Linked DNA regions of Homo sapiens: region 1 is linked to region 2. Evidence: chromatin loops called from intact Hi-C (ENCODE). Cell type or tissue: B cell. All regions are shown on one strand. Each heading gives the region's core, and the rest is flanking DNA. Links, peaks and the distances in the headings are about the cores only. Region 1 overlaps TMEM33 (transmembrane protein 33). Region 2 overlaps LOC124900697 (a long non-coding RNA gene).

Region 1 (16,574 bases), core at 3,497-11,496, 330 kb before region 2:
TTACTTAGCTAATGTGTTAGACTTTAGAAGCAAGCAGTGTTTTTGTAAATTTAAGTTCTAGGCCTTAGAATGTACTGGGGTTGGTGAGGAAGTGGTTGTATTTGTTCTTAGAAACTGAGACTGCAGTTATCTACGCCACCTCTAAAGCACTGCTAAAACTTAGCAAATTTTAAAATGTATAAGACATAGATTCCACTCTCAACTTTCCTAGTTGAAGAAACAAAACACGTGTCAATTAGATAAACAATGGTTAGGATACAGAATTCACAAGCCAATAGATAATGAATGCCATATGTTTGCTTTATTATATCAGTACTGCAGTCCACAGAAGGGAGAGATCATTGGGCCAGAAGATAGATGAGCCCAGGAAGGTTTCACAAAATTGAGATTGTGGGAGGAGTAAAGCTTTTGAATAGGGAAAAGCATTTTAGGTGGGGCAAGAGAGACGAGAAGCACAAGCCATATTTGAGGAACTTTATGTAGAGCTGTTTTGACTCTAATGGAGATTCTGAATGGCTAATTGCTGGAGCTAAGATTAGAAAGGTATATTGGAGCTATATTATAAAACTTCTTGAGTTTTAGGGTAAGAAGTTTGGAATTTATCTTTTAGGTGAATGGGAATGATGGTTTTGACATCGTCAGAATATTCTTCTGATACCCTTGTGCCAGAAGAGTTTGAAGCAGAAAAATGGGGAAGCAGAGAAATTTTAGGGAATTACTGTAGTTTTCAGGAATGGAGGCTTAAATTAATATACACTAAATTATGCATTCTGATCTCAAGCATTGGAGTAAAACTAAAATGATACTCAAATACTAATATTAAGATAATCTATTTTTAAGTTTAAAATAATGTAGAATTCAGCTAGAAATCCAATGAGTGCATTACAGCAATCTGTATATTTTCATAAGTACAGTAAAAAGAACTTGAATTTGAATGCTGGCCCATCATTAACTAGTTGTGTGACTAGGCAGGTTATTTATTTGGATTTCTTCATTGGTAGAGGAAATAACTCCTTCTGGGGGTGAAGCGAAGTAATATTTTAAAAGTACTTAGACTGTTATGTTCTTACTAGTTCATTTTCATTATTCTATGATCTGATTTTCTGTTCAGAGCGTTTTTATGCTCTATTAGACAATGTCTTTTTTATAATACTTTCTAAAATAGAACTTATTTTAGACATTCGTTCTTAGTGAGTCTCTAGTAGCAAATTAACATTCATTTTTACTTGATTTCTTGAGTTTTAGCCTTTTTTCTTTCTGGTCCCTATATTCATTTCAGACATTATCTTATATTCTCTTGCCCTGACATCTGTTATTTTAATCAGCATATTTGTTTTTCTGTGCTTCTTTGTGCCTCCTTCTCCATTCCCATTTTCTTCACATACCCTTAAATCATATTAGTACATCTAGAATTCAGTTTTCAGTGGACTGAAAAGGAAAGGATAGCAGTGAATCAAGATAACACAAATATGTGCTGGTAAACATCTTCAAAGCTGTCTTATAAGCACCCATTTTAACCAAACCAGTGGAAAGGTAATGGAAAATATTTCAGCTTGTAAATATTGATAAACAGGCTATAAAACTACATTTTCAGTACTACACTTTTTTTAATTAAAGGTTTTGAGACCATCTCTATTCACAATTTGTACCATTTTCACCTACGATATTTATTCTCAAGTTGGTGGTTTCAGTTGTTTTTGGATCTCTAGTGCAGATTGTCTATAGCTGTGCTGTCCAGTACAGCACAGCAACCACATTTGACCTTTAAATAAAATTCATAAAACTTAGAACTTGGTTCCTTTTGAGCACAGTTCAGGTGGGTACTCAAAAGCCATGTGTTGCTGATGGCAACTGTGGGTCAGCACACATATGCAAAAATTTTGTCATTACTCAAAGTTCTGTTGTCAGTGCTATTAAGGAACTCTCTGACTGGTCCTTCAGCACAGATATGCAAAAATTTTATCATTGTTCAAAGTTCTGTTGTCCGTGCTGTTAAGGAACTCTGACTTGGTCTGTGCCAGCGATGCAGCCAGTAATAAAAGAACTATGTGACTTTAGTGAAAGCGATTGACTTCATTAGTCCTCATGTCTTCTAGCTTTATTCATTTGACTGATTGGTTAAAACAGTGATTGTATGTTGATGAACTTATGTGGAATTAAAATATCTTCTTTCAGAGGTACTCACTGCTGAATAAATTAGACAGCTATGTAAGTCAGTGTGATGATGAAGGTGCTCTGAAAGCATAGAGAACAGACAGAGACAAATAAGAATTCACTGAGGAGGTGGGAACATAAGCCAAGTCTTTTAAAGAATGAGCCTGAGTTCTGACACATGGGTGCCTGAAAAGTGCTTAGCATACTTGAGCTCAGGAAGTATATAGAGAATTGATAAATATCTGTGTCCACAAAGGTAGATGGTAGAAAGGACTAGATCATGAAAGGGTTTGGATTTTATTTTGAGGTAAGGAGAGCCTTTGAAGATTGTAACATAGAGAGGCTGGGAACCCCCATGATGAAATCTGATTTAGAAATATTCCAGAAAATGGATTGCAAGCTCAGCAAGAGAAGAAAAATATCAATTTGGAGACTATTAGAGTAGTCTAGAGCCTGAATTAATCCAGTGGTAAAAGGAAAAGGGGACAAATATGAAAGGTATTAGGAGATAGGATATTAGGGCTTGAGAGAAAAGAGTAAATTAAAGACCCACAGGTTTCTGGCTTGGAAGCCTAAGAGTTGTAATGGTGCTCTCACGAAGACAGGAGATACAGGAAGGGCAGGTTTTGGAAAATTATGCATTACTCCAAATATTATTATTCCTGTCTTTCTGTGCAAGCATATTAAATACTTGTTTAGAAAAGTAGATTTGTTGCTTTTTTTCTAACCATAGAAGTAAAACAGGACACAAAAAGGTAGAATAGTAGTTGCATCTTTATACAGGATGAGTCAGCACATAAGGTGAAAATTGTGAATGGTTAAAATTACCCTTGATGATCCTTCATATCACTTATAAATGTCAGTACAGTATACATGATTTTGTGTATACTAGCCTGTATAATATATGTGATATCTACAGTATGTAATAATACTTTGTAGGCAGTGAGCACAGTTAAGACATAGGCAAAGCCCACATGGTTTTGGGCACAAACATGCAACATAAGTTGATGATAGGAGCGAGGGCAGGGAGTGGCAGGAGATGGGGCAGAAAATTAGATTGAGACTAGATTGTGGAGGGTATTGGGTGTGACACCGAGTACTTGGGCTTTAGTCGGAAGGCATAAAAGAGTCATAGTTCAGTGTATTGATCCAACTGGGAAGTAACATTTATTGAGCATCTTCCATATTGCATTTAAATTTCACCACAACTCAGAATTATTTTACAGAAGAGGAAATCTCTGAGGGACAATATGTACATTTAAGGAAATAGTGGGTGAATAAATATAACTGTCCATGTTATATATTTTAAAATATATAAAAAACACTGTCCATGTAGTATATTTTTTCTTGTTCTGTTTTAAAAAACTAGTTGAAATTGCCTAAGTTAAATGTGAAAATGATGTGACTCTAAAATATATATATATAATTTTTAAAATTTAATCTGAGGTTTTAGAGATAGCCATTTATTAAATACCTTTGTTAAATGAGTGTTTCCACCCATAAAAGATGTAGGTGTTGTTTGAGAATTTCATTGTATTTTGTGTTTTCTCTACAATGCATTCTAGTTATTCTTTTACTTCAAATTCTAATGGCTATGGTAGATTCCTTCATGAGTATTTGTTTAGCATTAGAGGCATACTTCAGAAATGTTGTGGGAGTGGTTCCAGACTACCACAATAAAGTGAATATCACAAAGCTGTCAGATGAATTTTTTGGTTTTCCAGTGCATACAGAAGTTATGTTTACACTCTACTGTAGTCTGCTAAGTGCGCAATAGCATTACCATCAGCAGTAAGGCTGTTCTGCTTTCTTATCATTCATCCGTTCACAGAAATGGGCTTTTAATTTTCTTCAGGAACTTTTCCTTTGCATTCACAGCTTGGCTATTTGGCACAAGAGGTCTAGCTTTTGGCCTGTCTTAGCTTTAGCCATGCTTTTTTCACTAAGCTTAATCATTTCTAGTTTTCATCTAAAGTAACAGACATGGGAGGCCTCCTTTCACCTGAGCACTTAGAGGCCATTACAGGGTTATTAATTGGCCTAATTTCAGTATTGTGTCTCAAAGAATAGGTAGGTCTGAGGAGAGGGAAAGAGACCAATCAGGAATGGCCTTCATGAACTGCTTCATCTTATATTTGTGCAGTTTGTGGTGCCCCAAAACAGTTACAATAGTAACACCAAAGAGATCACCGTAACAGAACAGATCACAGATCACCATAATAGATTAATAATGAAAACATTTGAAATAGTGGAAGAATTGGCAAAGTGTGACGCAGAGACATGAAGTGAGCACATGCTGTTGGAAAGTGGCACTGATAGTCTTGCTGTATGCGGTGTTGCAACAAACCTTCAATTTGTAAAAAATGAAATATCTATGGAGTACAATAAAATGAGGTAAGCCTGTGTATTGCTTTTTCCTTGTGTTTCTCAAAGAAAACTATTTTGTCTTGCAGGACCTTATTTAATGAACTGAGGATTGTTGTTGAACACATAATAATGAAACCTGCTTGCCCACTGTTTGTGAGAAGACTTTGTCTCCAGAGCATTGCCTTTATAAGCAGATTGGCACCAACAGTTCCATAGTTTAACATCTAGTTAAGCTACAAATATAGTATAAGCATTATTAGCAGCTGGTACTTCTGCTAGGGGTTGTAAATTCCAGGTGTTACACTGACCTCAATCCAATTTACATAATTTACATAAATGCATCTCGGTGGAAAAATAATCATTTTCTTGGCATGTTAAATCAAGCTTAAAAAGTTTTGAGAAAATTTTACTGCGCTGTGTTGCTAATGGTTAAAGAAGTCTGTATCTAGTGATAAATATACCAGTTTTTTTAAAAAGATGCTGTTGTGCCTATATCATGAAGTACATTAATTTCTCATGTAAAAAAAATAGCTCTAAAATTTGTTTCAACCTAATTGGTAACCTGAGTTTATATCTGGCATGAATTCATTATGGTGATACACATATGTGAATTCAGTACATTTTGAGACAGTATTCTACCATTCAGTAATTTTGGTTAATGATTTTAACACTTCTCAGTGTATTTAATTTCAAATTGTTTTTTTAATTGGTTTTATGCTGCTTTGTTAGGACAGATGTGTTTTGAATGTACCATTATAAGAAGAATTCTATGTATCTTAAACTATGATCTTCTAAAATTTTATTTCCGTAAGTACTTCTGTGGCCTTGAGTATTTTTTAAAAGGCTCAACTGTAAGCCTCTTAGCCAGTTGGATAAATATTTGGGGTCACCTAGCCATTGAAAGCAGAAAGCAGTAGTGACACAGCTTTCCCTTCAAAGAGCCATTGAGAAACATTTCTCAAACAGGAAATCCTTCTTTTACTAATGTGGACATATAGATTATTCGTATTATAGTTTGTAGAACTACCTAGTTCAGAATCTTGACTGCCAGTTTTCTTGGTTTCTTAGGCTTGAATTTTCATAGACAATTGCAACAGTTTAGATGCCTTTTGAAAGGAATGTAATGAAGATTCAGCATCTGACTATATGTGTGTCTATCCTGAAATAATAATGGAGAGTATACTGTAGATTACATGTTTACCCATCAAATCTGACTTAAAAGGTTAAATGGAAGGTTTTATAGGTAAGGTAATTGATTGGGAATGGGGTAGGGGGAGGAGTTGTGGGGGAATAATGTGCATTTCAGTCTCAACGCATAGATAAATTTAGGGGAATTGGATGTATTATTCAACTTTGATTTGGGTTGTAAAATGTGTTAAATCCTGTTCATTGAACTCCCATCAACTCTTATAAAATTCATGCTGATCTTCATTACCGTTGCATGATTGGAAATGTTTAAAACATTGTACAGTTTTAGTATAGAGAAATGTAATGGTTTTTGTGACCAGTTTCTGTCTGCATGTAATTTGGATTTCTCAAATACATTCATTAGTAATTTATCAGTAACATTAGTTTTATTTTTGTTCATCTCCTTATCTATAAAAAGGGGATATTCTTAGGATAAATACATGAAAAATTATACTTGATAGCTTAACTATAATCAGCTATTTTTGTATTTTTGTAATATTTGTCCACTAAGCTGGAGAAGCAGCCTCATACAGTTGATTTTGTGTATGTGGCTAGTCTTATTGTCACTATGTAAGTAATCCAATGGTTTTAGAAACTAAACTTTCTAGAGCAATAAAATGACTATAATGTTAAGTAAACATAATGTTGATTTCTAATTATGTTTTAAAAAATGAAGTCTTGAATTATATCAAGAAATTTTGGCAGCTGAAGTCATGTTTATTTTGAAGCTGTTAGTTTTTTCCTATAATTTAAAAAGATCTTTTAGATTTATAGAAGAGTCAGAAATGTACAAGAGAGTTTTTTTGTTGTTGTTTTTGTTTTTTGAGACAGAGTCTGTCTCTGTCGCCAAGGCTGGAGTGCAGTGGCGCAATCCTGGCTCACTGTAGCCTCTGCCTCCTGGGTTCAAGTGCTTCTCCTGCCTCAGCCTCCCGAGTAGCTGGGACTACAGGTGCACGCCACCACGCCTGTAGTCCCAGCTGTATTGTAAAAATACAAAATTTTAGTATTTTTAGTAGAGACAGGGTTTCACCATGTTGGCCAGGATGGTCTCGATCTCCTGACCTCGTGATCTGCCTGCCTCGGCCTCCCAAAGTGCCGGGATTACAGGTGTGAGCCACCGCGCCCTGCCAAGAAGAGTTCTTTTGCATACCCTTTACTCAGGTCCTCTCATGTTAACGTTTTACATAACTGTAGAACATTTATCTAAAGTAAGATATTAGCCCAGAACAATACTACTAACTGAAGTATAAAACTTATTTGAATTTCAACAGTTTTTTTTTCATTTCTTATTTTCCTTTTGTGTGCTCTGTTTATACCATGATCCATGATTTTTTTAAAATCATGATTGTCTTTTAAAGATCTGTGTGTCTCTGTTTTGAGTTTTTCCTGTTTATTTTGAAAAGTACTGTTGGTCAAGATAATTGGTCAATAATCCATGTTGGTTTTAACAAAAAGCATTTTAACATTAAAAATATTACAGTATAAAATAACACTCTGTGCTTTAAATTGAGGTTTTATGTCATTTTAGCAGAATTATAATATTTCTGATATACTCATGTTTGACAAGTTGAAACAGATTTGTTTCTTAAAGGAAGGTTTAATATACAAAAAAAGGTAATCTTAAACTTACGAAAAAGTAAATTTTACAATTTGAGCATTACTAGATGTTTAGTTTGCATGAACTCATAGTTAGAAATTCTGCAATAGGAATATCTACAACCGGCTGATTTGGAATTTGAAATTATAGTGTTACATGTATACCTATCAAATTAAAATTAAGGAAATACAATAGCAATATATAGAATGAATGTAGTAACAGAAATTAACTCTTTACTGCATCATTGAACTTATTGTTAGTTACAGGTTTAAAAGAAGTTCATTTAACATCCAGTGTGTCTAATTCTTCTGGAAGTGGTGTAGTACCATTGTTCTTCTGGCATTTTTAAATATTAAACCTTTTTGGATAGATGGAAGCCTTATACAAAATCTACTTTATTTTAGCAAGGATTCTCTGTCCTTTTGTATAGTTGGTACCTTACTAATTTAAACTCTAATATCAATCTAAAGAGAAATTTATTATGCAATTTGTATTTAGGTTTTTTTTTTTTTTTTTGGAATGAAGTTCAGAGGTAGATCCTCCTGGAAGAAAGAAAGCAAGCGAACTTTTTAAAGAAAATTAGACTTGAATATTTAAGAATGTCCCTTACAGAGAAAAGGCCAACTATAATACTAAGCTAAAAGTTATGAAAAATTAATAGGTTCTTTTATAGAGCTAAGAATGATGAAACCATCAATACTTCCTTCTTCCTAAAAATCCAGATCAAAACTTCAGGTTAGGTTTCTAAGTTTAGGACATGAATATTATTTTTTTCTGGAAAAGAAGATGAGTATATGTGTAATAAGACAAGTAGAACTGAGAGATTTAGTTTTTTTTTTTTTTAAGTTTTAGTTCAGAATAACATTAATTTTGAGAGATTGAGGTAAAGAACCTTAACTAATGCTAAGGAGTTTATTTTGATTAACATAGGTTATTCTGACCACCACCTCTTCCTTCCTTAATCTCCTTAGAATCTGACAGTCTCAAAGCTGTCACACAAATTAGACTAATTTTGACACTTTGAAATGAAAACTTCAAGGAAGAAGTAGCCACGGACAGTTATGTTTATAATCAGTAGGTGGCACTCTTTCCTCAGGTAGCCCCCCATTTTCACATGATGTGTTTGAAGGTTAAATGCCACCAAAAGTGCTGAGTCAGCTATAAAACTAAGTCCCTGAATTCCATGGCCCTTTTAAATATGTAATCATTCAAGATTGAAAAAAAAAATTAAGCATTTTTTGTTTGTTTGCTTGTTTGTTTTTGAGACGGAGTTTCACTCTTGTTGGCCAGGCTGGAGTGCAATGGCGCCATCTCAGCTCACTGCAACCTCTGCCTCCCGGATTCAAGCAATTCTCCTTCAGCCCTCCAAGTAGCTGGGGTTACAGGTGCCCGCCACCATGCCCAGCTAGTTTTTGTATTTTTAGTAGAGATGAGGTTTCACCATGTTGGCCAGGCTGGTCTTGAACTCCTGACCTCGTGATCCCCCCACCTCGGCCTTCCAAAGTGCTGGATTACAGGCGTGAGCCACTGTGCCTGGCTTGCATTTTTAAAATACTGAATTATTCAAAAGAAGTACCCTGTCAATATGTGCTTTCTAGGAAAACAGTAAAATAGGCCACAATTTGGAGTGACACCATTCAGATCAAGGTCTATCCAGTTTTTTCTTTTCATGCTAAGTGCCTACATCACCGAAACACACTAATATAAAATTATCCTTTCTCCTTCATTTTCAGATGTGTAAAAAATGGTACTTAAAGTGTTTTCATGATCATTTTGTAGGTAGACTAGATATAGCCCGTTGAACCTCTTTTAAAATTTAGACTTTTGATAGTAATATAAAAGCATATTGAAATTTGTAGATATTATATGAGGAATGGCACCTAGATTTGAAAATTATGCTTGGCTTGTAGAGACAACTAGTTTCTCTCGCTCTTTTTTTTTTTTTTTTTTTTTTTTTTGAGACAGATTCTCACTCAGTTGCCCAGGCTGGAGTGCAGTGGTGCAGTCTTGGCTCACTGCAACCTCTGCCTCCTGGGTTAAAGCGATTCTCATGCCTCAGCCTCCCTAGTAGCTGAGACTACAGGCGTGCACCACCACGCCCAGCTAATTTTTGTATTTTTAGTAGAGACAGGATTTCACCATGTTCACCATGTTGGTCAGGCTGGTCTTGAACTCCTGGCCTCAAGTGATCTGCCCGCCTCGACCTCCCAGAGTGCTGGGATTATAGGTGTGAGCCACTAAGCCTGGCTGAGACAACTAGTTTCCCTTAACTCATTGGAATTCTCTAGGATTAGGAGAATTCCACAGAGCCTATATGATATTATAGCTCAACATTTAGTATACCAAAGGCATACCCGTGTAAATCTAGGAGTTATTTCCAGAGATTGTTTTAAGGAGCAGTCTTATATTCAGGGTAGAAAGTTATGATTGGATCTGCTGTTAAGGAGAACAAAGGAGCTTCTAAAGGTTTGGGAGGTTTACTGGTAGTAACTATTCTAGGAAATATTTATGTTTTAAGGTGATGTTCACATGGGTTCTTTAGAAGGAACATAGTCAAGTGTGATGGATTAACTCTATATAGTCTTTCTCCTCTTGTGCGTGTAGGAAATCTGACCTGCAGTGTCAGTTGATGTGACAAGAGATAAAGAAAGCACAGTATTTTAAAATCTAAAGCAGATTCCTTTCTTAGAAAACAATAGGAAAAAATTATAGATGGATGTCTTTGCTGAAATCTAACAATTAGCTCATATTCCATGAGAAAGAGTGGCCTAAGAATTATTTCATGTTACCTAGCCTTCTGAAGCTACTCACTTGATGTGCCTAGCACTTTGAAACTAACCTTTTCTTTCTTTGTTCATGACAGTTTAATTCCAAATATTTACTATTTTCTCTTGTAACTGTTAGAACAGTTCCTTTTGACATTAATTTTTGCCTACATATATATTTTTAAGTTGAGACCAAATCGGTGAAGTGTTGAGCAAGTAACATTTATGATGTGTGTATATTGGAACAAATGTAAAAGGGTTACAAAGATTAGAAACAGAGTCATAAAAAATGGCTTGATTTATAAAGGCATTACTTTTGGTGCTTTATATAATGGCATATATTGAACTAAAAATTTGTATATACAGTATGTCAGCATTTCTTAGTAACTTCTCTTGAATCCATTTTTAATATCTAATATTGTACAGGTTGGGGAGTTACATTCTTCAGGCCAATACTATCCAGACTATATAAATTTATAAAATAAATTGAAAAATTCATTCCCCTGTATTCAAGACCAAAGCACATAAATGCTAATGTAGGGCTCAGAGGGGAAATACAGTTCTCCTGCATATTTGAGAAAATGTGAAGTCCTTTCAAGAAAATCTAATAAACATAATAATCATAGCCTGCTGACACTAAGGAAAAAGGACCTCATTCACTCTTTCTTTTATGCAGTGATTTACTGGTCCCTACTGATTTCCAAATTGGATCACGATAGTAAATTATCCATGCTGGTACCTGTGAAAGTAAGCCCTGGGATCCATATTTGTTTTGTGTTCTGCTTAAATCAGCAAGAATGATAAATTTGATGGTGTGAAATTGGAAGTATCAAGGGCTTTCTTTGGTGATTGAGGGAAATAATGTCTCTACTTGTAATTTATTGTGACCCTTTTTCACTGTATATGCTTTGTATGTCTAATATTTATTTCAATGCAAATTCAATTGTTCCTTCATCTGTATTGTTATATCTAAGATTTTATTGATGTTAAAATCTAATTGTGGAATAAAAATCTCTCTGGAATTTAGCAGATACAAAAATGTTATCTTGCAAAAGAACTAAGAACATTTGTAGTTAGAAATCAGCTTTCCTTTGAGCTTAATTGCCTTTTTGTTAGAATAAGGTGAATTTGAACACACTCCTCTTATCCTCAGCCCATCACAAATAATAGAGATGCCATGATTTTGAGGTCTGATGTGAAACTGGTAAAAATGTGATCTAAGGTGTAACTGGAAAAAAAAAGGAAAGAAAAATTACATTGATGCCTCAGCTGTTTGCTTGATTCTGTACTTTTTTTAATCTAGTGAAATTTATACTCTAGAGATGAGTTATAGCCCTATAATGATTCACAGCATACAGTATATACAAAGTCATCAGTCAACGCAGGATAACAGAGAAATATATTTCTCTTATAGGTGTTTAGAATTTTCTGCCTCTTCTTGACAAGTGGCATTAAGCAATACACTGTACAAGGAAGTTAAATCCTTGTCCATTTGGAGATTGTAATCTAAGAGCATTATGGAAATCAGTTGTATAAAGGCAATTCTGACAGGTGAATAAATATTAATTAGTAAATGAGTTATGTACATAAGGGGAAAAGTGGTAATGCAATAAGTAGAGTTAGGAAAATTGATTTCCTAAAGATTTAGTAGTGTGAGGTCTTAGGGACATATGCATTATTGATTCATAATGCTCTTTCCTTTAGCATATGGAAATATTTGGAGCTGTTTATAAAATAATTCTGAGCTTTGTGAAGGGAAAAATATTTCATTACTCAAGGCTGGTCGAATGGAGAAACTCCAAGAAAGTGGTGCACTGAGATCCCTGAGAATTATCAGTCTAAGCAGGTGATGTGTCAACAAAGATCTTTTAAAAGTGTATGTTATCATGGCAAATTTTGAACATGCACAAAAATAGAATAGTGTAATGAACCTCCATATTCTTATCTCCCAGCCCTCACAATCCTTGGCTATGGTCAAATGTGCCCTACCCTCATCCCTATTCACTTTCCTTTCTCCTGGTTTAAATCATTTCATGTTATTTTAAATGACTTAGTAAAATTTTAATTATGTATCTCTAACATATTAAGATGCTTTTTAAGATCAATATAAAACGTTAACGATAATTATCATAGGTCTTTTAGGTTGGATGACTGGAAATGATTAAGAGTAATGCCCTGATAGGAAAAAGGCTTACGTGATTTTATTGCAATATATTATGAAGGGAGGGGGAAATTCCAACATTTTTTAGTAAAGGGAAGACTTGTCTCCATATATTGTTGCCCTCAGGAAAATGCAGAGATAAACATCTCCCTCTTGGGGAAGTTATAGAAAGAGATGTTGCCATTCTACTCTTTACTCTCTCCCTCCCAGTGGAGATCGTGTATCCAACTATTTTTCCCTGAAAACCTGAGTATATGGGATTTGGGTTGGTGCTGTCACCAGAAACAGAATAGGAGGCAGTTAAGTTCTGCAAAGGAAGGGAGTCCTGTTAACCAAAGAAGGGGGCGGGGGTAAGTTGGGGCTATGCCACTAAATTAAGACAAATTTAATATTAGTACCATTGTCTTCATTAAGTTGCCCTTAAAACAAATATTAATAAATATCAAGTAATTAGATTGTGAGTTTGTGAATTTAATCACAGATTTACTTTAAAATTTTATATACTTTAAAAAAATAGTTTGTATCATTTTTTTAAATCCTACAAATTTGGAGCTTTACAACCATTATTGCCTAGTGTTCCAACAATAATAGACCATTCCACTTAAGTAACAAACCAAGACTCTGAAGACACAGAAATAAAACTTGTAGTAATCCAGAATAAAATAGGTATTTCTTTTTTTTTGTCATTAATTTATACAAGATACAGTCATATACTTAGGTTTCTTTAAAATAATGGGTCTTGATACTATGAATTCATAGTATTGTGTTTGGCAGTTCAACTTAGTAATATCCAAAGCATGTAGTTCATCTTTTGAAGTGTTTAGAAATGGGCTTTAAAAACAAAAACAAAAACACTTTATCTGGATGGCTAAACTTCCTTTTTGGGCTCTTGTGCTATTGGGCTTATTTTGAATTAATTTTTTTAATGAACTTTATATTTTCCTGTCCTGAGGACAGTCCTTAATTTCAAAAGAAACATTTCTTGGAAAAATATTGAATCTGGACTTTGTGCATGGTGGTTGCACGCCTGTAATCCCAACTACTTGGGAGGCTGAGGTGGGAGAATCGCTTGAGCCCAGGAGTTTGAGACCAGCCTGGAAAACAGCAAGACCTCATCCCCTTTAAGAAACAAAAGAAAAATATTGAAACCATTTCAAGGAAAATATTTTAATATGTGCTATTTTATATTTTTAGTTATGTTCTTAATTATATGGATATATTGCTGGGAATAAAAAAAATTTTTCAAAGTAAACATCCTAATAACCTACCAGAGGGGTTTTTGGTGGTGGTGTTTGCCTTTTAATATTATGGCAAAGTTATACGTAAGGAGACTTATTACAAGTCTATTTGGGTTTTTGTGTTCATTTTACTTATTCTGAAATGGTTTTTTGGCTGCTATAATGTTATACATACATACAGTAGTAGTATGCTTTCAGTAGCATCATGTTTTTAAATCTTTGCTATTAATATACTCAAATAACCTTAAAGCAGGTTTATAAAATCATTCTTTGTTCATTTTCTACTTACTGGTAATTATCACATCCTTAAATTTTGAAACATTAGAATCTTACCTTAATTACAAGTAAACTGCCCCCTGGTGGCAATTTTTCTGAAAAATAATTCTAGTGGCTCTCATTTTGCTTGTAACTAAAAAAATTGGGGGAAAAGGAAACAGGTTTTGACTGTTCCAGCTGGTTTTTACACTAACCTATCTAAGCAAGGTTCAAAAGGGCTTCTTGGTCATGATTTTAACCTTTTCATGCTATAAAAAAAAATAGGCCGGGCGCGGTGGCTCACGCCTGTAATCCCAGCACTTTGGGAGGCCGAGGCGGGCGGATCACGAGGTCAGGAGATCGAGACCATCCCGGCTAAAACGGTGAAACCCCGTCTCTACTAAAAATACAAAAAATTAGCCGGGCGTAGTGGCTGGCGCCTGTAGTCCCAGCTACTTGGGAGGCTGAGGCAGGAGAATGGCGTGAACCCGGGAGGCGGAGCTTGCAGTGAGCCGAGATCGCGCCACTGCACTCCAGCCTGGGCGACAGAGCGAGGCTCCGTCTCAAAAAAAAAAAAAAAAAAAAAAATTTAGACCATTATCATTTGTTAATACATACTACTAGTTTTCAAGGTGCCTAAGTGAGCTAATAATTTTTTCCATTATATTTATGCAACAAGTAGAAGGACGTTTTAGGGTTTCAATTTAAGACTGAGAAACTAAAATTCCACTGAGAAGTCAGTGAATTTCTTATTGATAGTTGTGAAGGAAAGCTTTAGAATACAGTCCTCATTCAGATACTGTTCACTGAAGTGTGCTTTTTTTTTTTTTTTTTTTTTTTTTTTTTTTTTTGAGAGTCTCGCTCTGTCGCCAGACTGGAGTGCAGTGGTGTGATCTCAGCTCACTGCAACCTCTGCCTCCTGGGTTCGATTCTCCTGCCTCAGCCTCCCAAGTAGTTGGGACTACAGGCGTGCACCACCACGCCCAGCTAATTTTTGTATTTTTACTAGAGATGGGGTTTCATCATGTTGGCCAAGATGATCTCGATCTCTCGACTTTGTGATCCACCTGCCTTGGCCTCCCAAAGTGCTGGGATTACAGGTGTGAGCCGCCGTGCCCAGCCATTGAAGTGTGCATTTTTGTATGGTAAGTAACAGTGTCAGAAATGTGCCCATGAATGTTCTTTGGGTTGCCATCATAATTTGGGCATTCACATGATTAGTTCTTTTTTAAAAATTTATAGAATTTGTGGAATACATTTGCTATTGGTACAGTCTCAGAAGAATGGTTTCAGATACTCTTAGATGTCTTTAGAGTTTTGAGCAAGGATAAGAGGAGATACTTAAGAGTTACTCTTGTAAATGAACATTTTTGACTATTAATGGGTCTCTTATAAATGGATCTTTTATGTCATGCCAAGGGGAAAAGAAGTATTGCGTAATCCATATACCAAATATTCCATTTATTTTGCCTTGAAACAATACATTATTACAGATATCAGTAGAACTTAACACTGGTTAATTATTTTATTTCTAATAATTTTTAATTTATAGACTGTCTAGCCCATCTATATTTTCACTTTTTGGTTTCACCATTAAATAGAGTATGCAAAAAGCCTTTTTGAAGAATACAAAAGAAGTTTGGGTTATCATAATTAACCACTTGGTAAATCTGGTTATAAATCACAGTACAAAGTCACATAGACTCTTTTGAGGAATTTTTTTTTTTTTTTTTCTTGAGACGGAGTCTCTCTCTGTCACCCGGCTGGAGTGCAGTGGCCACACCCGGCTAATTTTTTGTATTCTTAATAGAGACGGGGTTTCACCATATTAGCCTGGATGGTCTCGCTCTCCTGACCTTGTGATCCGCCCGCCTCAGCCTCCCAAAGTGGTGCAATTACAGGCGTGAGCCACCGCGCCCGGCCTCTTTTGAGGAATTTTTAAAAAATGGTTGCTATTGAATATTGATCAGGCTTTTAAGAAAAAACAAATGGCCAAGACCCCAAGTGTTCAAGTAGGTGATCACTATTACCTAAGGAAAATAAACACAGGATGATGTCACACACACATGAATTGATAATATTGGTAGTAGTGGGAAGACTGAACTGAGCTGGAAAGTACATGGTTTGCCTAAAAGCATTCAGACTTTAAAAACGTGTGCTAATCGCACATTAGATCCAATTTAGCAGCCCAAGTGTTAAAACATTATCAAGGAGTTATAAATAATAGCATCAGGAGTGATGGCAGGAAGTCCTCAAATAGTGGTTCCAATCTGTGGACATTCTCTTAGTTTCTCTGGGCCTCGATTTTTTCATTTGTAGAATGTGGCTAGGAAAGGATTATTTGAGGTAGTGTATGTGAAAGTATTTGTATACTATAAAGATTTATATGAACCAACAGCTATATTTTACATTATGTTATGCTTCGCATTTTACCTTTGGAGATTCTGGGACTCTTGGAATTTAAAAGAACGTCCCCCAAGGCCATACTTGATGAGTTGGTATTGGCTAAAATTTGTGTGACCATATTTTAAGTCACCTTTCTGAGAAAAAATTCTTTGGATCTGTGTCACCAGTCGAATTACTTTACTCTCTTTTTCTTTTATTTCCATAGGTTTTGGGGGAACAGGTGATGTTTGGTTACATGAGTAAGTTCTTTAGTGATTTGTGAGATTTTGGGGCTTTTGCAAGGGACAAAAAGCAAAAGTGCTATTACTTAGCAAAATCAGATTCACTTCTGTAACTGTGAGAGCACTCTCCAGAAGTACATCTTCAAAATCAGGAAATGATTATAAGTCCTCTTCAAAACCATGCTCCTTCTAAACCCTCCCAAATGAATACATAAGAAGGAT
Region 2 (16,574 bases), core at 3,242-11,241:
AACCTGAGAAAAACAAGCAATGGGGAAATGATTCCCTATTTAATAAATGGTGCTGGAAAAACTGAATAGCCATATGCAGAAAGCTGAAACTGGATCCCTTCCTTACACCTTATACAAAAATTAATTCAAGATGGATTAAAGACTTACATGTTAGACCTAAAACCATAAAAACTGTAGAAGAAAACCTAGGCAATACCATTCAGGACATAGGCATGGGCAATGACATCATGTCTAAAACACCAAAAGCAATGGCAACAAAAGCCAAAATTGACAAATGGGACCTAATTAAACTAAAGAGCTTCTGCACAGCAAAAGAAACTACCATCAGAGTGAACAGGCAACCTACAGAATGGGAGAAAATTTTTGCAACCTACTCATCTGACAAAGGGCTAATATCCAGAATCTACAATGAACTCAAACAAATTTACAAGAAAAAGACAAACCCATCAGAAAGTGGGCTAAGGATATGAACAGACACTTCTCACAAGAAGACATTTATGCAGCCAAAAAACACATGAAAAAATGCTCATCATCACTGGCCATCAGAGAAATGCAAATCAAAACCACAATGAGATACCATCTCACAGCAGTTAGAATGGCGATCATTAAAAAGTCAGGAAACAACAGGTGCTGGAGAGGATGTGGAGAAATAGGAACACTTTTACACTGTTGGTGGGACTGCAAACTAGTTCAACCATTGTGGAAGTCAGTGTGGCGATTCCTCAGGGATCTAGAACTAGAAATAACATTTGACCCAGCCATCCTATTACTGGGTATATACCCAAAGGATTATAAATCATGCTGCTATAAAGACACATGCACACGTATGTTTATAGTGGCACTATTCACAATAGCAAAGACTTGGAACCAACCTAAATGTCCAACAACGATAGACTGGATTAAGAAAATGTGGCACATATACACCATGGAATACTATGCAGCCATAAAAAATGATGAATTCATGTCCTTTGTAGGGACATGGATGAAACTGGAAACCATCATTCTCAGCAAACTATCGCAAGGACAAAAAACCAAACACTGCATGTTCTCACTTATAGGTGGGAATTGAACAATGAGAACACATGGACACAGGAAGGGGAACATCACACACCAGGGACTGTTGTGGGGTGGGGGGAGGGGGGAGGGATAGCATTAGGAGATATACCTAATGCTAAATGACTAGTTAATGGGTGCAGCACACCAACATGGCACATGTATACATATGTAACAAACCTGCACGTTGTGCACATGTACCCTAAAACTTAAAGTATAATAATAATAATAATAATAATAATAATAATAAAAGAAAGGTTGGGGAAGATTGTGCAGAAGGGAGAGAGGAGCAAGGAAGATCTGCAGGATGATAGTTCACTAGACAGGCCAGGTGGAGAGGCAGAGTGGAGGGCATTTTAGGCAGAGAGAAAAATGTGTGCAAAGTCAGAGTGGCAAAACACCCTATCATATTGTGTTCAGGGAAATGAAAGCAGTTCCATATGGCTGAAGTATAAGGAGCAAGGAAGATGAAATGGAGAGAGAGGCATGGGCCTGAGAGGGAGGGGCCTTATTTGGTCTTTATTCTGGAATAAAGAATAAATGGATGAACCATAACTGAAGGCCTTTAAGCAAGAGCATGTTAGCATCCCATCTGAAGTTCAGAGAAATACTCTAGCAACGAAAAAGAAACAGGATCTGAGGACAGACACTGGAGGGCAGAGATGACAAGGACCCGAGCAAGGGTAGCTGCAGTGCTGATCAAGAAGACAGAATAGACTGGAGAGAGGGCTGAGAGGCAGAACTGATGGGAGTTCATGGTCTCCATGATAGACAGCAGCTCCTTTGATCCTAATGTCTAGATTAGGAAATCAAGATCAGGGGTTCTTTTTCATTTAGTATCTCCCAAATCGAACACAGTTCTTGGCAGACACTCAACACTTGGTAAATGGATAAATTCCATTGTTTAGCAAACACATCTTCAGCCAGGAGCTAAGTGAATGAGTCAAGAAATGAATCAGTGAATGAGTTAATAAATCAAATGACTATTTCCTGGTTAGTTTCTGATGGTCCTCCAAAGCAATTAAAGACTTCTCCTTCATTTCTACCACTGTCCCCATCACACGGAGAGCAGAAGTCACAGTTGGAATATTGCAATATCCTCCTAACTGATTCTGCAGTCTCTATTCTTTTGCCAAAAGTCCCAAAGCTAGAATGGTTGTGAAGTGAGGCTTCTCAGTTCAGGATTGTCTTGACCTCAGCTAAGCCTCAGCCACTCAACTTTTCCCATCATTTCTCTCCTCGATGGAAATAATGATTCTTATTCATCTACCTCACACAGATGTTGGACAGATTGATTAGTTAGTGTTCAAAAATTGCTTGGAGGATGAAAAGTGCTGATTATTATTATTATGTTGTCTAAGAGAAATTCCCTGCCTTTGAAAGGGAGCCATAGAATGGTCACTGACATTTAATTTTAATGCGCTACATCTCACAGGTGGAATATTTATTTACCAATAAAGAAAAATGTCTCTACATAGAATAGCTCCTTGAAGCCCATTCATCTGTTTTTAAAAGATGGAACTGAATTACCATCATGGAATGTAATTTGGGCAACATGGTTAAGGTTGATGTCTAGGCCTTGTGTCAGCAAGGGGTTTGCCCCCTTATCCAGGGGCACTGATGGTAAAAAATGGGGTTGCCTTTTGTAAGCCAAATGTCACCTCAAATGCTTCTGACATCAACCTAGATCATACGCAGAGTATTGGATGACTGTATATATACGCTGTATATATAATTGTTTTTCTTCCTTCCAGAATACTCTGAACTTACAGCTTTTCATCTTGGCCAGGAATGAATAATGGTTTCTTAGGAGTATCTTTTTTTCATTTGTTTGTTTCCTTACAAAGGTGATTTTTATGACTATACCACAGAAAGTTCAATATTGCATAACAACAGCAACAAAAAAGCAAGTGAACATTTTGAATTTTCCTTTTTTTTTTGGTTTGGAGCTTAATATAAAGTAAGGAAAAGTTGTAAGAAAAGTTTGCATTTAAATAATGGGGAGGGAACTCTTAATTTGAAGTGTGTAAATGTAGAATTGATGCTGGTGGCTTGGTATTCCAATCTTGATTTGCTGCTAGTTTTCCTCAGTAACTTGGGCTTTTAGTGTGATTTATGCCTAAACTTTTAGAGTAAAATTTATGAACTGCATTAAGTGCTAAGGAAGAAGCATAAAAATCAGCAATTTGAGAGTCTGGAGCAGTGGAGTGCTGTGTACAAATAGGCTAAATGGAAATAATAGGCTAATAGATGCGTTGGAGAAAAGCAAATGGCTTTCTGACATCAAGGAATCAGAGCTTTGGGAAATTCTTTAATTATCGTCTAATTGGCTGGGTGAGATAGTGTTGCGAAAGATGTATGAAATCAAGAAGTGAGAAGTTTCATTTTAAAATGAAACAGGTTTCTGTAGGGGAACGGTGAAATGTATGGCAGGATTTTACTAATGCAATCAATTGGACCAGCGTAGAACATCACAGAAGCCACGTCTTAGGACTTTGCCCAGCAGATGGCAGAAGCGAAGGTTCCAGATCAGGTGCGTGGGCCTGCGGAGCCATGATCTGTCTTCTAAACCCTGCCCCTGTGGCTGCCCAAGCATTATGGGTGGGGGGGCCCGGCCACTTTGCACTTTTGTTCTTGGGCTACATCTTGACTTTTCCCGGTTGTGTGCCCGCGTCCTCTTCTTCCCACGTTCGATCTCCAAGATTCCTCTGCCAGCCATGGGGTCCCCTGGGAGGGTGTCCATGCACTTTTCCTACTGCCTTTTTTCTTTATTCCAGAGCAGTTGCTGTGGACACTCAGCCCTCTTGATTTCTTTTCTATCCAGGAGTGCTAAGAGACAGCAGGAGTGGGGCCTTGGGAGTGGGGGTTATTGTATAAGCCTCCGAGCCAGGAGTTTAACCTTTACCCTTCGCCACAACCCTATGTGGTAGACAGCATTTTCCCTTTGGCTAGATGAAGCAACCGAGGCTCAGGGAGAATCAGGAGCTTGCCGAACGTCCACAGGAAGTTTTCAGAACAGCAATGGACCCTTTTCACTCAATATTTCCTGTAACTCTTGACCCTTCCAAATTTCTGCGGCGTTTAAATTCCCTGGTGTCATGTGGATCCATGACCTCTGGAAAGGGTGGTTACAGGAACTCTAAAGAGGTCTCAGAACATAGAAAACTTTGATGACTCAGGGCAAGGCGAACTCCCCACCCCAGTCCTCCCGGACCAGACAGACAGTGTCTCCATCAGAGTGAGAGAAGCTGCAGAAGGAGCCGCTGCAAGGAGACATTGTGGGTCTCTGAGAGAGGGAGGCCCATATGCCTCACCTTCCGGGGTGGGCTAGGGGCTAGGATCGGGTGGAAATGAAAGCCCAGCTGGTTTTAGAGGGCAGAGACGTCCTGAGGAGCGTGGCTGGTGTGGCTCCCAGTGGGGCCTGGGGCAGCCTCTGCAGCTCAGGAGAGGCCCAAGCCACAGCAGAAGAACCCCAGCCGGAAGGAACCGTGGAGACTCCAGCGAATGTTCCTCCAGACTTCTCAGGTGGCGCAGCTGAGGACAAGCTGGGAAGGGGAATAGCGCAGAGGGAAAGATCCAGACCACAGCTCCTTCCAGTCCGCCTTGCTCTGAATCACGGCTGCTGCCAAATGCAGGACCACAGTTTGCTGACAAAAAAGGGTTCTAGGCAAATGCATAACATTTTAGCATCTTAGGGGGGGCTTAGTAATCCCTGATTAAGAAAATGTCGTCATTACTTGAAAATACCTTTGATCTATCTATCATTACATATATTAAATAAAATTACTGACCTATTAGAAAACCCAGAGTGGTTCTAAATAAATATTTTCATTTTCCAAAGAAGAAAAAAATCAAGTCAGATGCCAGTCTGCAACACTGTGACCCCACATAGCCCAATATGTGCCAATATGTGCCAATATGGTGAAACGAGGAGGAACCATGATTGACTCAGCTAACCTTTCTGCCCCCTAGTGGAATGGGGACTCACTACAGAAATTGAGTTAAGTTAGGGAAACTTCAATTTTTGTAATTATTGACTTATTTATTTTTGAGATAGGGTATTGCTCTGTCGCCCAGGCTGGAGTGCAGTGGTCAAACTCAATTCACTGCAACCTCTGCTTCCTGGGCTCAAGTGATCTTCCCACCTCAACCTCCAGAGTAGCTGGGACTACAGACGTGTACCATCACATTTGGCTCGTTTTAAAATTTTTTGTAGAGGAGGTCTCACTATGCTGCCCAGGCTGGTCTCAAACTGCTGTGCTCAAGTGATCCTCCTGCTTTGGCTTTCCAAAGTCCTGGGATTACCGGCGTGAGCCACCACCTGGCGAGTTAGGGAAACTTTAAAGTTTCGGTTTTAGCGTTTGGGAAGTGAGGAGCGCCTCTGCCCCACCACTGTGCAACCTTGGAAGTGTGAAGTGACAGCCTTGTGTGTGATCTTTTCTGTTTTCCCCAAGTTTGCATTTTCGACATTAAAGTTTACTTTTTAATAAAAAAAAAGTTTTGGTTTTAGGTTTGTGGATGGGGATCTGTACCCTGAAGCAGCATTGACCCCAGGTTTTTCTGCCTCCCCAAACTGCTCATTTCACTGCACCCGGAGGAAGCGGCACTGTTAAATCAAGAAGTCAACATAATTTTAGCAACTGTTATCTCCGTATTATCTAGATGCCTAATATATATTTTTTAAATTGCACTGTTCAAACCCATTTAATTCAAGGTTCATTTTCCCCACTCATTTCCACTCAATTTAATGAGATTTTACTCAGTATTACATTAAGGCAAATCATCAGGGATCCAGGGATCTCTTTTCAAATATTTTCAGTGTCTTAAACAAAAAAGGCACTCTGTAAGTAAAAAATCACGAAGACATGAATGACTTCAAGATAAGGCATACTTCCAGTCATCCCATACATGAGAGCTTCTCACATATGAATCATTCATCTATTTGAAGTGAGTTTTCACACTTCGGGATAACCCAGTTGTTCTCAACCCTCATCATCATACTTGCAAAAAAGAAAGAGTTCAAAGGGCATTTATAGCAAGATTTTGCAGGTGTATGACCCCTGACCTCATAACGACTGAAGCAAAATTTCCAGGAGTTCGTCAGCCTTCATTTTAAGAAGTTACATGACTTGCCTGGGGTCACGTGGCTTGCTGGTGGCCTGAATGGTACTGACTGGACTTTTGCTGTGGTTTGTGAAACCTCAGGGGAAGGGCAGTGAGGATGTTTTGTGGTAGTTTCAGAGATTCACCTTCCCGGCAATAATGGTTCTCACTAGCACAGAACTGTCGGTTTGTGAGGTCTTTTTCTGGTTGAATTCTTCCAGGGTGACTGAGCTGTCGTCTGCCCTGGGGGCTACTCAGCAAGAAATGCATCTTCTCAATGGTTAATAATGTTCATTAAACTTCATCCTGCCCAGCTCTGACTCTGAACAGCAGCACTGGCTTTCGCTCTGACTTGCAAACCAATGCATCTGCTTCTCGCAGAAAATGTACTTAAACGCTGCATATATATCCTGAGAAATTGATGCTTTCCAGAATTCAGCCCGGACAAGAGCAGCCCTAGTTGGCCCTTTTCACCGTGTGTAGATGTGAAAGAGAGAAAATTCCTCTAGAGGGCGCTCGTAGATTCTTCATGAATGGAGTGCTGGTGAAATGCAGTTCTCCACAAATGGCGCAGACTGCACGGGAGCGAAAGGGGATTTATATAAATAGATGGATGTGGATATGCAATTTTTTTCATCTGCAAATAATGCCTCTTTGTTTTTCTTTCTGATCAGCATCAGTGAAAATCATGCACATGTGGGAAAGTGAAATATGGAGGATTTCTTTTTGTTTCCTTTGTGAATGAATAGTGAACCCTCACCTCTAGGGGAGTTTGCTGTAGTTCACTGCAGTGTCATATTTATAATTATCAGGAGAAGGAGGGAAATTAAAAGATTTGACTGCTTTACTCTTCAGCGGTTGAGCTGTCGGCCCTGGGGACATGCCGGGAACTTCATGTTCTGGCTGAGCTCTGTGGAAATCCTGGGGAATGGCTATTTGACCTCTCATTCAGCCACCTGAGGAAATCAGCTTTGGTTAGATCAGATGGACCATAATTGGCTTTGGAGTTGTTAAAGCACACTCTGGGTACACATTTCTCTATGTTTTGAAAAGCGTGTGTTTTCCTTGGATCAGATCAGCATGTAGGGGAGTCAATCACAGCTTGGGTGGGTGGTTGGACTAGAATGCTGTTTCCCAAGACCTGCTCTGCCTCTCAGCCTCCCCCAGTGACAGGGTGCCTGCCTGGCCCCGCTGGGCCCTTCTCTTCCTCCCCTTCCTCCCCTTCCTCCCCTTCCAGCCCAGGATTAGGGAGAGAGGGCTGAGTCTGCAACCTCAGCTTCCTGGGCTCAGGAGATCTTCCCACCTCAACCTCTCGAGTAGCTGGTATAATTTGCAAGGGAGGCATGGGTTTGGGTGATTTTAAGGGTTCTTTTCTTTTCCTTTTTTGAGACAGAGTCTCGCTCTGTCGCCCAGGCTGGAGCGCTATGGCGCGGTCTCGGCTCACTGCAAGCTCCGCCTCCTGGGTTCACGTCATTCTCCTGCCTCAGCCTCCCGAGTAGCTGGGACTACAGGCGCCCGCCACCACGCCCGGCTAATTTTTTGTATTTTTAGTAGAGACGGTTTAACCATGTTAGTCAGGATGGTCTTGATCTACTGACCTCGTGATCCGCCTGCCTCGGTCTCCCAAAGTGCTGGGATTACAGAGGTGAGCCACCGTGCCTGGCCTTAAGGGTTCTTTTCAACCCTTAGGTTCTATGACTCCATGAACGTGTGGATTCTGAAGTGAGAAGAACATAAATATGAATCAGTGTGACTTCAGCCTTGTAAATGGTATAACTGCTTTCCCTGCCTCTAGTCATGCCCCTCCCCAGATCATTCGCCAGCACCAGGATGATCCTTTACAAATGTGCATTGGATTATGGTTTTCTTTTCTGCTAAAAACTCTTCAGTGGCTCCACATTGCCCTTCATGAAAATGTCCAAACTCCTTAGCACACACAACTTACAAGGCTTGTTACAGTCTGTCCTACAACCTCAGCCCTTCCTCCTGGATGACAGGCAGCTCTCCAATGCACACACTCTGTCTCTCTCATTTCCAGGCCCATGCTGCCCCTTATGCCTAGAACACAGCCTCTGGGCTGACTTGCACACTCCTTGCCTGGCTGATGTTTTTCATCCTTTAGGTCTCGGCATAGGTGCTTCTTCCTCTGAGAAGCCTTACCCAACTCTTAAAGACTGAACGAGGTGCCCCTTCTTATGTTATCTTAGCATTCTGTTCTATCCTTAGCCCTGGAGACACAGAGTTTGTTCTTAGAAGCTGAAAGGCGTCCACGAGGATGTCTGGTAGTGCTGTCTGAATGTTCAAGTCCATTGAGAATGAAGTTCAGAAAGTTTTTAATCTACCTGAGAACCCAAACTGCCCATCCGGACGCTCAACCTTGTTAAATCAAGTTTAGTCTAAAGCTGCCTCCTTACATATTTTAAGTTAGGTCTAAAGGTTTCTCTGTACATTATGAACTGTAACAAGTGAAAGTGTAAACAGACCAGAGCCTACACATGTGCCAATCACCCGAGTTTTGGCCAGTCAAATGTAGCTAACTGTTTGAACCTGTTCAAATAAGGCAAATACTGAGCTGTAACCAATCCGGCTGTTTCTGTTCCTCACTTCCGTTTTCTGTACATCACTTTCCTTTTTCTGTCCATAAATCTTCTCCAACATGTGGCTGTGCTGGAGTCTCTGAGCCTAATTGTTCATTGCTCAATTAAACTCCTTTAAATTTAATTCCACTGAAGTTTTTCTTTTATCAGGCAGAACACCAATCCTGGAACCTATTAAATTATCCTAAATTTGGCCTAAGACCACCTCCCATACCTTGAGTATCACTAAGTAATAAACTGCAACCTAACTTAGTATGTAAACAAATGAAAATCCAATGAGGAGTATATTTTATAGCAAATAGCTGGGTGTCCAGCTTCTGCCAATCACAGGCTGCCATCTGAAAGACCACGTCCAAATTAAGCAAACGCCAGGATGTAACCAATCCAGCTGTTTGTGTACCTCACTTCCATTTTTCTGTCTATAAATATTCCCTGCAAAGTGCCCGCTTTGCAGAGGGGGGCTCTCCTAACCTCTTCTGCTTCTGAGGACTGCATGATTTGCGAATCCTTTGCTCAAATAAACTCTATTAAATTTAATCTGTTTAAAGTTTTTCTTTTAATAATCCTCTTCTCTTCTTTTCTTCTCTTTTTTCTAGACAGAGTCTTGCTTTGCTGCCCAGGCTGGAGTGCAGTGGTGCTGGCATGCTCTAGCTCACTGCAACTGCAACCTCCGCCTCCCAGGTTCAAGCGATTCTTGTGCCTCGGCCTCCTGAGTAGCTGGGATTACAGGCAGCACCACCAGGCCTGGCTAATTTTTGTGATTTTTAGTAGAGATGGGGGTTTCACCATGTTGGCCAGGCTGGTCTTGAACCCCTGACCCCAAGTAATCTGCCTGCCTCAGCCTCCCTAAGTGCTGGGATTAGAGGCATGAGCCACTGCACCCAGCCATACAATCCACAGCTTTCTGTCTACATTAGCAGAACTTTGCACCACTCTTCTGTCTTCATTAGCATGACTTTATTTTCCCAGAACCTGCCTATCGAGGCAAATGGATTGATTGTTCGTTACAGGAACTTGCAAAAGACTCTTCCAAACTCTTCAGTGGAAAGCATCAACAGACAATTTGTGCCCTAAATCTCTGAATCCTTTGCTTCCAAATTCTTGCCTTGCTGTTTCCACCAATTCTGGACTGTTCTATTGTTACTGGGGTGTCTCTGTTTTTAGAGCTTCCAAGATGGTGGCAAGCTTCTTGTTCTCTGACCGGGGGTTCTTGGCCTCACGGATTCCAATGAATGGAACCTTGGGCCATGTGGTGAGTGTTATAGCTCTATTAGGAGCCGTGGGTCACGGAAGAGAACTGTGGAACCCAGCTACTAGCGTTCAGCTCGATTAGGACGAACCCTGGGCTCTTAGCCATGCAGGAACAATGGCAAGCCTTTAGCCTGATTGGGAGCAGCAATGGGTGGCTCGCTGGGTCAGGAGCACAGCGGACACCCTGCCAGATCTGCAGAGGTGGAAGTCAGTGGTGGGTCTGCGATGGCGGCAAACAGCAGTGGTGGACAGCGAGCGAAAGCTCAGCTCGAGCCATAACAAACATAGACCAGAAGAGTGTGCAGTTGCAAGATTTAATAGAATGAAAACAGAGCTCCCATACAATGGGAGGGGACGCAATGGGGGTTGCCGTTGCCGGCCCGAATGCCTGGGTTTATATCCCGATCATTGTCCCTCCCCACTGTGCTCTCAGGCGATAGATGATTGGCTATTTCTTTACCTCTTGTTTTTGCCTAATTAGCATTTTAGTGAGCTCTCTTTACTACCTGATTGGTCGGGTGTGAGCTAAGTTGCAAGCCCCGTGTTTAAAGGTGGATGCGGTCACCTTCCCAACTAGGCTTAGGGATTCTTAGTTGGCCTAGGAAATCCAGCTAGTCCTGTCTCTCAGTCCCCCCTCTCAACAGGAAAACCCACATACTATTGGGGATGTTAGCCAACGACTGCTCTTAACTGCTTCCTGCTGAATTGGGGCTTAGTAGGGGTCGTGCAGTTGAGATTTCCTCGGAAGGTGTGCCTTTGATGTCATCAACATCGGAGCATGGGCTAACAGGCCGGTCTAGGGCTCTGTGGTAGATCTTAGTCATGGACTGCATCTGGGGCTCCATATGAGGAACCATTTGCAGTTTTACAGCTTTGAGTCTGGAAGAGACAAACAACAGGAGGTTAAAGATACAGGGATTGAAATGTATGGCTTGAAGTGCAGGGGATTATTTCTTTGGCACATTTCACAGGCCCTGACTATCTGCTTGATAGTTTTGAAAAGGCCTGGTCCAGTAAATAATAAATTGGCCATCTGATAGATGCTATCCATGCCCAAGTGAAAGGTTTGGTGAAGGGTTTTAAGTAATTTCCATTGATTAGCTGCAGGCAAAAGTATTTTCCCTTTTTCGGTGGCTAGCCATCCTGAGGGGAGGAAACTATGTCCTCGTGTCTATTTCTCCTGCTGAGTACTGGGGCTTGGTTTCCCGGAGGGGATTACCCCATACTAGGGATCCTTCTATAAGCATTTCTAATGGAGGGCCTGCCTTGTGGCTCTTTTGGCTTCAATATCCACTTGGTGGTTCCTTTCTATTTCCTTTTCCTTTCCTTTCTGATGACCCCAGCAGTGTAAGACTGCCACCTCTTTAGGTTTCTGTACAGCCAATAATAATCTCCTAATGGCTTCCTGATGTTTGATCGGTGTTCCCTCAGAAGTTAGGAATTTCCTATCTCTCCATATTGCTGTGTGGGCGTGGAGGACTGGGTAAGCATACTTAGAGTCTGCATATATATTTACCCTTTTTCCTTCTCCTAATTCTAGTGCCTGAGTGAGGGCTATTAGTTCTGCCAGCTGAGCACTAGTTCCTGGAGTGAAGGAATTACTTTCAAGTATTCCATTATCACTGACCACTGCATACCCCACCTTTCAAAGTCCTTTTTCTACAAAGGAGCTTCCATCAGTATACAAGTTGAGGTTGGGATCAGTCAAGGGAACCTCTAGAAGGTCCCCTCGAGCGCCGTAGGTTTGAGCAATCACCTGTTGACAGTTATGTTCTATCTTTTCTTCATTGTCTGAAAGAAATGTGGCTGGGTTAAGAGTTGAACAAGTGGGCAGTCGCAGCACTGGCCCTTCAAGTAATAGAGCCTGATATTTAAGTAAACGGTTGTCTGACAGCCACAAGTCTCCTTTAGAAGTGAGTACGCCGTTTACATCATGAGATGTCCACACAGTAAGATCTCTTCCCTGTATTATTTTAACTGCTTCAGATACTAAGACTGCTACTGCCGCCACTACCTGTAAACAATGAGGTCAACCCTTTGCAACTACATCAATTTCCTTACTCAGGTATGCCACAGGTTGCAAGCTCATCCCTTGGACCTGTCTAAGGACTCCTAGAGCTATTCCTGTTTTTTCTGTGACATATAAAGAAAAGTCTTCCCCGTTGGCAAGCTTAACACTGGGGCTTGGGTTAGGGCCTTCTTTAGGGCCTGGAAAGCTGCTTCTGCTTCAGGTGTCCATCTTAATAAATGGGTGTTGGCTTTCTGAGTTTCCTTAATTAGGGTATATAATGGCCTGGCTATTTCACCGTACCTGGGAATCCACATTTGGCAGAAACCTGTTATGCCAAGGAACCCTCTTAGTTGCTTTAGGGTTTTGGGATGAGGATAAGCCAATACAGGCTGGATACATTCCTCACTGAGGGCCCTGGTGCCTTTGGATAATTTTAGCCCTAAGTATTTAACCTGCTGTGAGCAGAGCTGAGCCTTTGGTTTGGAAACCTTGTAGCCACAGGTGGCGAGGAAATTTAAGAGCACTTGGGTGGCTTGATGGCACAAGGTTTCTGAACGGGCAGCTAAAAATAAATCATCCATGTACCAGAGGACAAGAGTGTCCAGGTAGGAGAACTGGCTCGGCTAATGCTTGGCCAACTAGATGGGGGCTATCCCTGAACCCTTGGGGTAAAACAGTCAAGCTGAGTTGAGACATTGGGTTCGAAGGATCTCCAAAGGCAAACAAGAATTGAGAGTCAGGATGTACAGGGATGCAGAAAAAGCCATCCTTAAGGTCCAGGACTGTAAACCACTCTGCTTCTTCTGGTATTTGGGAAAGCAGAGTATAAGGGTTAGGAACAACAGCCTCATTGATAATCCTGAGATCTTGCACTAACCTCCACTGTCTGTTGGTTTTCTGTACTCCTAAAATTGGAGTATTGCAGGGGCTACTGCATGGTTTTGCTAGGCTTTGAGCTTTTAGGTCCTTAACAATCTTTTGGAGTCCTTGTTGGGCCTCGGGTCTAAGGGGGTACTGCCTTTGGTAGGGAAAGGAGGCATAATCCTTTAGTTTAACTTGAACAGGACAGGCATTTGTTGCTCATCTGTATTGTCCTTCTGTTGTCCAGACTTCAGGATTAATTCCTTCTTCAAGCAGGGGACAACAAACAGGTGTTCCTTCTCCTATGTTCAGGTGTATAATGGCCCCTGCTTTTGCTAGAATGTCTTTCCCTAACAAAGGAGTGGGGCTTTCAGGCATAATTAGAAAAACATGTGAAAAGAGTAGAGTTCCCCAGTCACAACTTAGTGGCTGGGAGAAGTATCTAGTGGCTGGCTGTCGTAGAAACCCTCGGATAGTGACAGATCTGGAGGACAGTTGTCCGGGACAGGAGAGTAAGACTGAGAAGGCCACGCCAGTGTCCAGGAGATAGTTAACCTCCTGACCCTCAATGGTCAAGCATACCCAGGGCTCTGTGAGGGTGATGGCATAGGCTGGCGCTTGCCCTGGGCACCCTGAGTCCTGGGGCTGAATCATCTGGTTAGTGGCTTCTGACTCAGAGGACCTTCATCCCCTGGGGCAGTAGGCCTTCCAGTGATTCCCTTGACATAAGGAGCATGGACGAGGGGGTGGCTTATTTCTATTTGGACAATCTTTTTTAAAGTGTCCTTGTAGACCACACTGGAAGCAAGTCTTATTAGGCATTCGATTTGCCCAGCTTTTCCCTTTTCCAGAGTGTCCAAAGTCTGCTTGCCTGAGGGCCATGACTAAAGTGGTGGCCTTTTTTTAAAATCTCATTTGTCCATTCCACCTGATCCTCCTGATCTCTATCATAAAAAACTGAGGTTGCCAAGTTCAATAGGGTTTCTAAGTTTTGCTCCCGGCCTAACGCAGACTTTTGAAGTTTTTTTCTAATGTCTGCAGCTGACTGAGTGGAAAACTTATCCTTTAAGATTAGTTGGCCTTCAATAGAGTCAGGTGACAGAGAGGTATGCTTTCTCAATGCCTCCCTTAGTCTCTCCAGAAAGGCAGTAGGATTTTCTTCCTTTCCCTGTGTTATAGTGGACATCATTGAATAATTCATAGGCTTCTTCCTAGTTTTCCTTAGTGCTTCTAGCGCGCAAGTTAGTAAATGTCTGCGGCACCAATCTCCATGTTCTGATTCTGTGTCCCAATGAAGGTCTACGCTGGGAACTGCCTGCTGGCCTGTGGGGAATTGTTTTCTTTCTTCTGTTGTCATCCTATCATTGACCTGACTGAGATACCAGAGATCATCAAACTCTCTGGCTGCAGTTATGGTGGCACTTCTTTCATTTGGGATTAGTGTCTGATCTAGCAGTAACAGTATATCTCTCCATGTTAGATCAAAGGATTGTCCTAACCCTTGTAAAGCATCAATATAGCCATCAGGGCTATCTGATAATTTACCTAGGTTTGCTTCAAGTCTGACAGGGAAAAAAGATACATACACTCTGGGCCGAATTCTCCAGAATATATCTTATGGGCGTTTTTGCCTTGGGGGGAATGTTTCCCATCTGAAAAAAAAACATAGGGATGCCAGCACCCCTAGTCATTTTCCAATGAGCATTAGTCTTAGAGTGTCCTCTGTGGTCCTAATGCTTATTCCTTTCCAGGGTGCGTAACCACCCATGGACTTCTGCTTATCAGATTAGTTACGCTCACTGATGTAGCAGTCCTGCACCCCTTTTCCCGCCTTTCTTGATCACAAAGAAAGGGGTCTGGGCTGCTGGATTCTAGTGGTCCTTTACTGGTGTGCCTAACATTGCCTTTGCACTCAGAGGTGAGTTCCTTTCCAGGGTGCTTAACCACTCATGGAACTCTGCTTATCGGATTTGTTATGCTCTCTGATGTAGCAGTCCTGCACCTGTTTTCCCGCCTTTCTTGACCACAAAGAAAGGGGTCCAGGCTCCTGGATTCTAGTGGTCCTTTACCAGCATGGCCAACATTGCCTTTGCGCTCAGAGGTGAATTCTAGACCTGGGCTGGGTTCCTGAGTATTTCATAACAACCCAGCTGCCCCATCAAGATGCATTCCCATAAACAACAGTTCTTATGCAAATTCATGTCAGAGATGGTGTAGGTAACATTTTGAGTCAGGATTGAGATAGAGTCTTTTTGATTCTGTAAGTACTTTAAGGCTTGGCTGAGTGCAAACAGCTCGCACATTTGAGCAGACCAATTATTAGGCAATTTTCCTAACTCTCCTTCCACAAGAGTCTCCCTATCAATTACTGAACACCCATTGTGGTTTTTCACCCCCTCAATCACCCAGGAGGAACCATCTATCATCCTGTCCTAAAGGGAGTTCCTGCTGGGTCTGGTCGGACCTTTGTATGGTAATGAAGATTTAAATCCCATTAGGAAACCTGCTGGGTTAAGGGAATTTTCAGTGGTTAATGTTAAATCACCTTTTTCTAACAGAATAACCCCATACTTTAAGATTTTTGAGTTAGTAAGCTACCTTTTTGCTTTTTTGACTTAGAATAATTCTGAACTGGTGAGGTGTGCTCACAATGAGGTTTTCTCTAAAAGTTACTTTTCTACTTTCTTCTGTTAGCAAAGCAGTTGCTGCTACAGATTGAATGCATTTGGGCCATCCATGGGTTCCTGGGTTAAGGATTTTTGATAGGAAGGCTATGGGTTGTCAGTGGTCTCAGTGTTTTCGGGCTACACCCTTGTTTACACTGAAAACAAGGTGGTATTGGAGTGTTATAGGGTCATGGAGAAGACCTTCAATTATCAATTATAGGTTTTAAATTTACCCTGGCTTTTAAAGGAATGGGGCATACTTTTTTTCTTTACTAGTTCTATCTTTCTCTTTCTATCTCTCTTTGACTCCCTCTTTGTCTCTCTCTCTTTCTCTCCCCTCTGCCTCTCTCTCTCTTTCTCTCTTTTTTCTTCTAGCCCTTTGAAAACTTGGGGCCCTGGCAAGGGTGGTAGGGAATGGGTCCCACATAACTGTCCATGTTGAGAGCTGTATGCCTAAATGGGGAGAGATAACAGGGAGAAGACTCTCTGGGTTCATAGCCTAGGGGCCTAAGGACACAGCATAGATCCCTTCCTTAGATCCCTCTGGAGATAGAACTTGCTAGAGGAAATGAAAGTCTGAACCATTAGTACCTAGGAAGCAGGGATGAGAAGAAGTAGATTTAGAGGTAAAGAGAATTTAGGGGCTACACTTTCAAGAAAGTCATGGTTGGGACCCGGGAGGTATGGGTTAGAAGGAAAGGTAGGGGTGCACGCATGGGTGACTGTTGAGTAGAGACTTCTGGCTGCGCCACGATCTCAACTGTCTAATGCCAGGAGTTCGGGATGACAGCTTTCTGCCTCTAGTCAGCCCTTGGATTCCCCAGGAAAATTGAAAGTGGAAGCTGGTTCCAGGCAGACCAAAGCTCCCAACCCGGAAGGGTTGGGGGTTGTTAGAAAGCCCTTTCCCAGACAGCCTCACACCAGAGTCTTAAGTCTGGCGGCCACGCTAATCGTTCTTAACTGGCCGACAGGTGCCCGGTATTTTCCTCCAATTCTAAGGAAGGTTAGGACAGAATAGCAAGCGGAAGTGGT

What was found. Peaks named below come from ENCODE experiments on the same cell type or tissue, not always from the same donor. Only the 100,000 strongest peaks of a DNase experiment are listed, where the experiment ranks them.
Region 1: it touches region 2 in a loop (23-fold over the local background); 14 of 110 quality-filtered maps call a loop at or near these places.

What each region holds. Positions count from the first base shown.
Region 1 is chr4:41,949,463-41,966,036 of GRCh38, forward strand. TMEM33 (transmembrane protein 33) reads left to right here. Exons shown (of 7, transcript NM_018126.3): 7 at 4,608-11,341. The coding sequence ends at 4,737. Among named protein-coding and RNA genes, the nearest start is that of TMEM33, 22 kb to the left of the region's middle. In B cell, for the core only: CTCF peaks have their summits at 8,397 (motif pointing right) and 8,602; a DNase peak (open chromatin) is centred at 8,399.
Region 2 is chr4:42,275,519-42,292,092 of GRCh38, forward strand. It overlaps LOC124900697 (a long non-coding RNA gene), which reads right to left. Exons shown (of 2, transcript XR_007058106.1): 2 at 10,305-10,883. Among named protein-coding and RNA genes, the nearest start is that of SHISA3, 110 kb to the right of the region's middle. RefSeq lists enhancers at 8,736-8,875, 9,692-10,193. In B cell, for the core only: CTCF peaks have their summits at 5,026 (motif pointing left), 5,227, 6,673 (motif pointing right) and 6,874; DNase peaks (open chromatin) are centred at 5,013 and 6,663; H3K27me3 peaks cover 711 bases.